Regions from separate parts of the Homo sapiens genome. Here region 2 is linked to region 1. Evidence: chromatin loops called from intact Hi-C (ENCODE). Cell type or tissue: mammary epithelial cell. All regions are shown on one strand. Each heading gives the region's core, and the rest is flanking DNA. Links, peaks and the distances in the headings are about the cores only.

What was found. Peaks named below come from ENCODE experiments on the same cell type or tissue, not always from the same donor. Only the 100,000 strongest peaks of a DNase experiment are listed, where the experiment ranks them.
Region 2: a loop joins it to region 1, with 2.4 times the contacts of the local background. A loop is called at or near these places in 3 of 110 quality-filtered maps.

What each region holds. Positions count from the first base shown.
Region 1 is chr7:143,415,517-143,418,432 of GRCh38, forward strand. The region is part of intron 2 of EPHA1-AS1 (EPHA1 antisense RNA 1); the gene reads left to right. Among named protein-coding and RNA genes, the nearest start is that of EPHA1, 8.1 kb to the left of the region's middle. In mammary epithelial cell, for the core only: a CTCF peak has its summit at 1,236 (motif pointing left); a DNase peak (open chromatin) is centred at 475; H3K4me3 peaks cover 242 bases; H3K27ac peaks cover 1,048 bases.
Region 2 is chr7:143,511,492-143,514,407 of GRCh38, forward strand. All of the region lies in intron 3 of EPHA1-AS1 (EPHA1 antisense RNA 1), which reads left to right. It also overlaps the pseudogene OR10AC1. Among named protein-coding and RNA genes, the nearest start is that of TAS2R41, 35 kb to the left of the region's middle. In mammary epithelial cell, for the core only: no CTCF peak of the experiment used is centred there; a DNase peak (open chromatin) is centred at 1,310; H3K27ac peaks cover 1,197 bases.

The DNA.
Region 1 (2,916 bases), core at 163-2,662:
AATCATTCTCTTTGTTTTAGAGACAAGAAGGTAGTTGACAAGCTGTGAACCTGCATTGCATTCTAGTGATGGGACACGTGGAAGGGGAAGCTGAAGTTGAAGGGTGGATGGTAGCAGCCACAGGGAGTGAGATGGGCTCGTTTCTGGAGCTGTTGGGAGAGAAAAAGGGAGTCAAACGGGAATTCACACAGGGTTGTGCATTATATCCAAGTGTGTATTCAGATACAAGCCTTTATCTCAATACCTTCCTTACCCCCATTCCGCACATATCTCATACCAAAGTACAAATAAAACCATTCCCAATTGTTCTAATATTTCATTTGATTTCTTGAGTCATGAAATGAAAATGTGGAGGGGTTAGTCATGTGAAGTGGCTGTGACTCAAATATCTTACGATGATATTTGTGCGCGTCTCATGAGAAATCATTGTGTTTCCACCTGAACTTGTTTGCTTGACTGCCTGAGAAGATAGTGTTGCTAACCTGAGAAGTTAATACGCTGCCTTAATGCTTGGGCTGGTAGAAGTGAGGGAGGGAAAGGAAGAGAACAAATGTGTCTCAGTGAACTGGGGCATGACAGAAATTTAATAAGAACAGGTTGAGACAAGTGTTAAATACTGGAATCCCCCGGGAGCACAGCGATAGCTTGGTCCTTGTCAAAAAGTGTACTGGTTGGAGCTCAGGAGGGAAAGAGAAAGTGATAAATCAGCCATGTCTTGAAGTCCATTTTAATTTAGCTAGCCTGCGAGAAGAGAGGGCTGAAATAAACTATCAGCTCTGTCTTCTGCATTAAGCAAGCATAATTTATTTGAAAAACATTCAGTTTTATTTCTAGCTAGGCTAGGAGTTCTTGTAACTTCTACAGAGGGTTGGGAAGAAGATCGGCATAACCCATGCTTACTATTTGAAGTTACTGGTTCTGTTGTCAGGAGGTAATATTATATTGTTGTCTTGTAAAAGAAGTATTTGATAAGTATGGGACCTCTTAATTGGGCACAGATTGGATTTCTTTTACATTTTGCTTTGAAGAAGTTATTTATAAAGGGATCGTAATAGGGTAATTTATATCTTTTTCTAACAAGTTCTAGTTTGAAAGTATTATAAATCTACTTACCCAGACACAGACACATTTGAACATATAGATAACAACCACCTCTGTTAAGAAATTAATGTACACATTTCCAAATCTATCCCTGAGTTTAGGCGATCCAGGCCATGGGTCATAAACTATGAGAGCCACCTAGTGGGAAAATTTGGTAATTGCACCTATATCTTCAAATTCTGGGTGTGAGAGCCACAGATAATTTCTGTTTATAAAATCTTAGAATACCATGGGAATATTTATCAACATGATATGAAAGTGACAGCGATTTTTATATATTCCTACTATTATAAAGATGGTAGGCCCTTAGGCTAGGAAGTAGCTTTCTTAACTTGACCTAGTCATCACAGTAATGATAGACTTTTGACCAGGTGAGGAAGGGAGGGTGGGGTGTGCCACCATGTTGCCTCACTTTTGGGCTTTCTGCTTTGGATACATATGAAAAAACCAGAAACCAAGTCACCTAGGAGGCGCTGGCTGGGAAAAAAATGGTGCCCACTGTTTGTAGTGTGTCTGTTAGGTTGTAAGCTAGAGAGAGATGCTTACACTCTAACTTTTTTTTTTCTGAAGAGATGAGCTCTCACTATGTTGGCAGACTGGTCTTGAACTCCTGGCTTTAAGCAATCCTTTTTTTTTTTTTTTTTTGAGACGGAGTTTCACTCTTGTTGCCCAGGCTGAAGTGCAATGGCACCGTCTCGGCTCACCGAAACCTCCGCCTCCCAGGTTCAAGCAATTCTCCTGCCTCAGCCTCCCAAGTAGCTGGGATTACAGGCATGTGCCACCATGCCTGGCTACCTTTTTGTATTTTTAGTAGAGACAGGGTTTCTCTATGTTGGTCAGGCTGGTCTGGTCAGGCTGGTCTATGAACTGCCGACCTCAGGTGATCCGCCCGCCTCGGCCTCCCAAAGTGCTGGGATTACAGGTGTGAGCCACCGCACCTGGCTCTGATTAAGTCTTCTTACACTGAAGCTGCTGTGTTGTCTGAACAGAGCCTCAATTAAGAAGTGACTGAAGCTTTTCCCCTCCCTCCCTCTCTTCCTTTCTTCCTTCCTTTCTTCTTTGTTTCAACAGTTCTGGGGAAGTACTAAATATTAGACCAAAATTAAAACCTGATACCCACCGTACTGAGTGTTTGCTTAGAAAGTTCTTGTTTGTTTTTGAGAAGCACTAGGAGTTAATGGAATGGGTATTTAGTGGCCTTTGGATTCTGTAGACTCCTAGCTCTCTGCCTCCTATGTGTAAGGCCTTGGACATTTCTCTTAACCTCTCTGAGACTGAGCTTCTTCACATGCAAATGGACTCATTTACCTTCCAGGAGCACCTCTGTGGGAGGGGGATGCACCATGTGAAAGAGGTAAGCCCTAAGGTGGAGGCAGAAGCAAGTGGCCAAGGGAATACAGGAGGCTAATTTTGACAGGAACTGTATGGGAAAAGGTGGCCTTTGTGTTGAGCCTAGTAGAATGACTTCAATAGGCAGTTTTTATTCATTCATTCAACAAAAATTTATTGAGATCTTATTATGAGTCAGGCACTGTTCTAAGTGCTGGGGATATACCAGCAAACAACAAAATAGAAAAAAAAAAAAAAAACCCAAACCCCACCCTCCCTGAGTGTACATTCTAGGGGGAGGAGCCAGACAGTACATAAAAAAATAACAAAATGCATTCTTCAGATGGTGAGACACACTGGGAGAAAAATTAAAACAGGGTTAGGGGAATAGGAATCACATAAGGAGGGCTCTATTATACAGATATGGTAACTTTTGAGCAAAGAATTGAAGGAGGAAAAGAATGCGCTACAAAAGTCATCAGAGGG
Region 2 (2,916 bases), core at 178-2,677, 96 kb after region 1:
ACCACGGCCGCGTAGCGCAACGGGTGGCAGATGGCCACGTAGCGGTCATAGGCCATGGCGGCCAGCAGGAAGCACTCGGCCCCGCCCAGAGCCACAAACATCTGCATCTGAAAGGCGCAGCTCAGGAAGGAGATAGGGCTGCCCCTGCGGTGGCCCCGGCGTGCTCAGGTCGACCAGGGAGCGGGGCACCACCACCAGCGTGTAGCACAGCTCGATGGCTGACAGCTGGCACAGGAAGAGCAGCATGGGCTGCCGGCTTGGCATCGAGGCCACGGCCACCAGGATGAGCAGGTTCCCGCCCAGGGTGGCCAGGTGCACCCCCAGCAGCAAAAGGAAGAGCACGGGTCTCAGGTGCGGGAATTCGGAGAAGCCTTGAAGGAGAAAGCCACAGGGCACGGTGGCATTGCTGGGACTGTCCATGCACGAGCCCGCCCACAGGCACCTGTAGAAGAGAGGCACAGGAGGGCAGAGCTTGTCGGGTACGCATGCTCTGGCCCTGCGCGTGGAGGAGGAGTCGGGTGGAAGGTAGAGGCTGGACCAGGAATGGTGGCTGCAGAGAGGTCGCAACAGTTCATGGGTCCATTCCCAGCCCACCACCCCCAGTCCTCCTCACAAGGAAGTCTTACTGACTTGTTCAGAAAAAGAGTGCAGTTTTTGCTGCCTCCTGGACAAGAATTCCTATAGCTGCCCTCTCAACGTGCTCTTTCAAAAGAAGCCTGGGTTTTAGCTCATGTGCCTCTATAGTCCAGTTATTATTTTGTGGGTCCTATAGGGCTGTGAGTATAGTGTCTGCTGCAGTCTTGAGACCACCATGGCAGGAAATGTCTTTAGTTCCCGCTTCTGTCTTCTCCTGCCTGCCCTGTTCTGTCATTTCTAAGTTGCCTTCTGTGATGTATCACAGAATCACAAAAACACAATGCAGGTGAGGGCCTTAGGGATCATCTCATGTAACTTCCTAATTTTAAGGAGGAAAATAAAGTTCAGGTTGGAGGGAAAGGGGATTGTTGAAGGACGTATTGCTCACAGGAAGTTAGGAACGGAATCTGCATTCTGAGGCTGAATCCAAAACTTTCTATGACCCAGGTCCTGAAAAAAGGTCACTCAGGTCAAGATAATCCACATTTGTTTAGTTTTAAGTAGACACCCAGATCTGTGCCAGGCTCTGGGGCAGGCACTAAAGCAGCAGAACATGCTTTGTGGGAGGGCTTCCCTGGGTGCATCAGGAACAATATGTCCCTAACATTTTTATTAATGCTTTGTCAACGTGAGAAAAGGGACGTGTATTTGTTCTAACTTGACTTTTAGTTAGCAGTACATTCCAAATTTGCCATCAGAACACAGTTTCGTTCTAAGCATTATACGGTGACTCATTTGCAAGTAACATTTGGAAAACAGTGACAGTGTGCAGGTCAGCTGCATTTCTCATAATCCTTTGGGATGGAAGAACCAGGAGGTGGAAAGAGATTTGAGGTCATGCAAGCTGGAGGAGGAGGTTTAATTTTTCCAATCGATATTAATGAGCTCTCTCTTTTATTAATTTTTAATTTTAAATGTAAGCTCAACTATTTGCTCTTAAAATCACTGTTAATCAATGTTGGAAGTGGAATTTCTTCATAGTTGTTATATCCTAGAGTAAAAGAGCAATAAACCTGGGTCAAAGGGCAACAGGAAAATCAGATGAAAGAACTGGAAGGAATGCAAAGAGTTGGGCTTTTGCTAATACTTTTTTTTTTTTTTTTTTTTTTGAGACAAGGTCTCAGACTGCTGCCCAGTCTGGAGTGCAATGGCACCATGATGGCTCACTGCAGCTTCGAACCCCCCAGCTAAAGAAATCCTCCCACTCCAGTATCCTGAGTAGCTGGGACTACAGGCACACACCACCATGCCCAGCTAACATGATGGGGTTTCACCCTGTTGCCCAGGCTGATCTCAAACTACTGAGCTCAACAATCCATCTGCCTTGGACTCCTAAAGTGCTGGGATTACAGGTGTGAGCCACCATGCCCTGCAAAATACCTCTTTTTGAGAGGAGAATTCTAAGGGTTTTTATTTCTCCGTGTCACTCTGTGCTCTTCCTCATCCTATCTGAGGGCAGCACTTTCAAATGGATGTTTTCAGTCTTCTAATGGAAGAGTAGGGTTGGGTTTTGGGTAGGTCTGAGGGAGGTGGATTCATTTCCCATCTGTTTTAGATCATTCACTTTTCAGTTTTTGGCCACCCTTCATGCTGTTGAGCAAATGTAACAAACCTGTGTTGAGTGCCTCCTCTTCGCCAATTATTGTTTGCTATGAACATGAGAGAGATGCCTGGCTTTCTTGGAGGATTCCTGAAGTGCCAGGACAACTCTCTTCTCTCCGCCTCTGCTCTGTTCTCTACTTCTTCCTCTTCATCTCCTTAGAGAAGCGTGATGAGCACAAGGGAATGCAGAAGAAAAAAAAAAAAACAGAAATATTCCAGTTCTTCCTCCAGGTTCATACCACACAGAAATGTAAATGACAAGCAAATCCCATTGATGGCACCAATACCTAGCAGCTCAAGGTACATCGTGTTTTAAAAACATTTGTGTGGAAGTTAAAACAAGTTGAACTCAGAAGAAGTAAAAAGCAGAACAGAGGATAGTAGGGGTTGGGAGGTAGGGGGAAGGGGGCTAGGAACAGATCCTTTGTTAAAGGATACAAAATTACAGCTAAATAGAATTTCTTATGTTCTACAGCATTGGAGGATGACTGTGATTAACAATTTTATATAGTTTCAAATAGTTGGAAGGAGGATATTGAATGTTCGCAACACAAATAAATGATACATGCTTGAGATGATGGATATACAATATCACTATACATTATATGTATCAAAACATCACTAAGTTCCCCATAAAAATGTGTAATTATTTGTCAATTACACAATAAAATTTAAAAA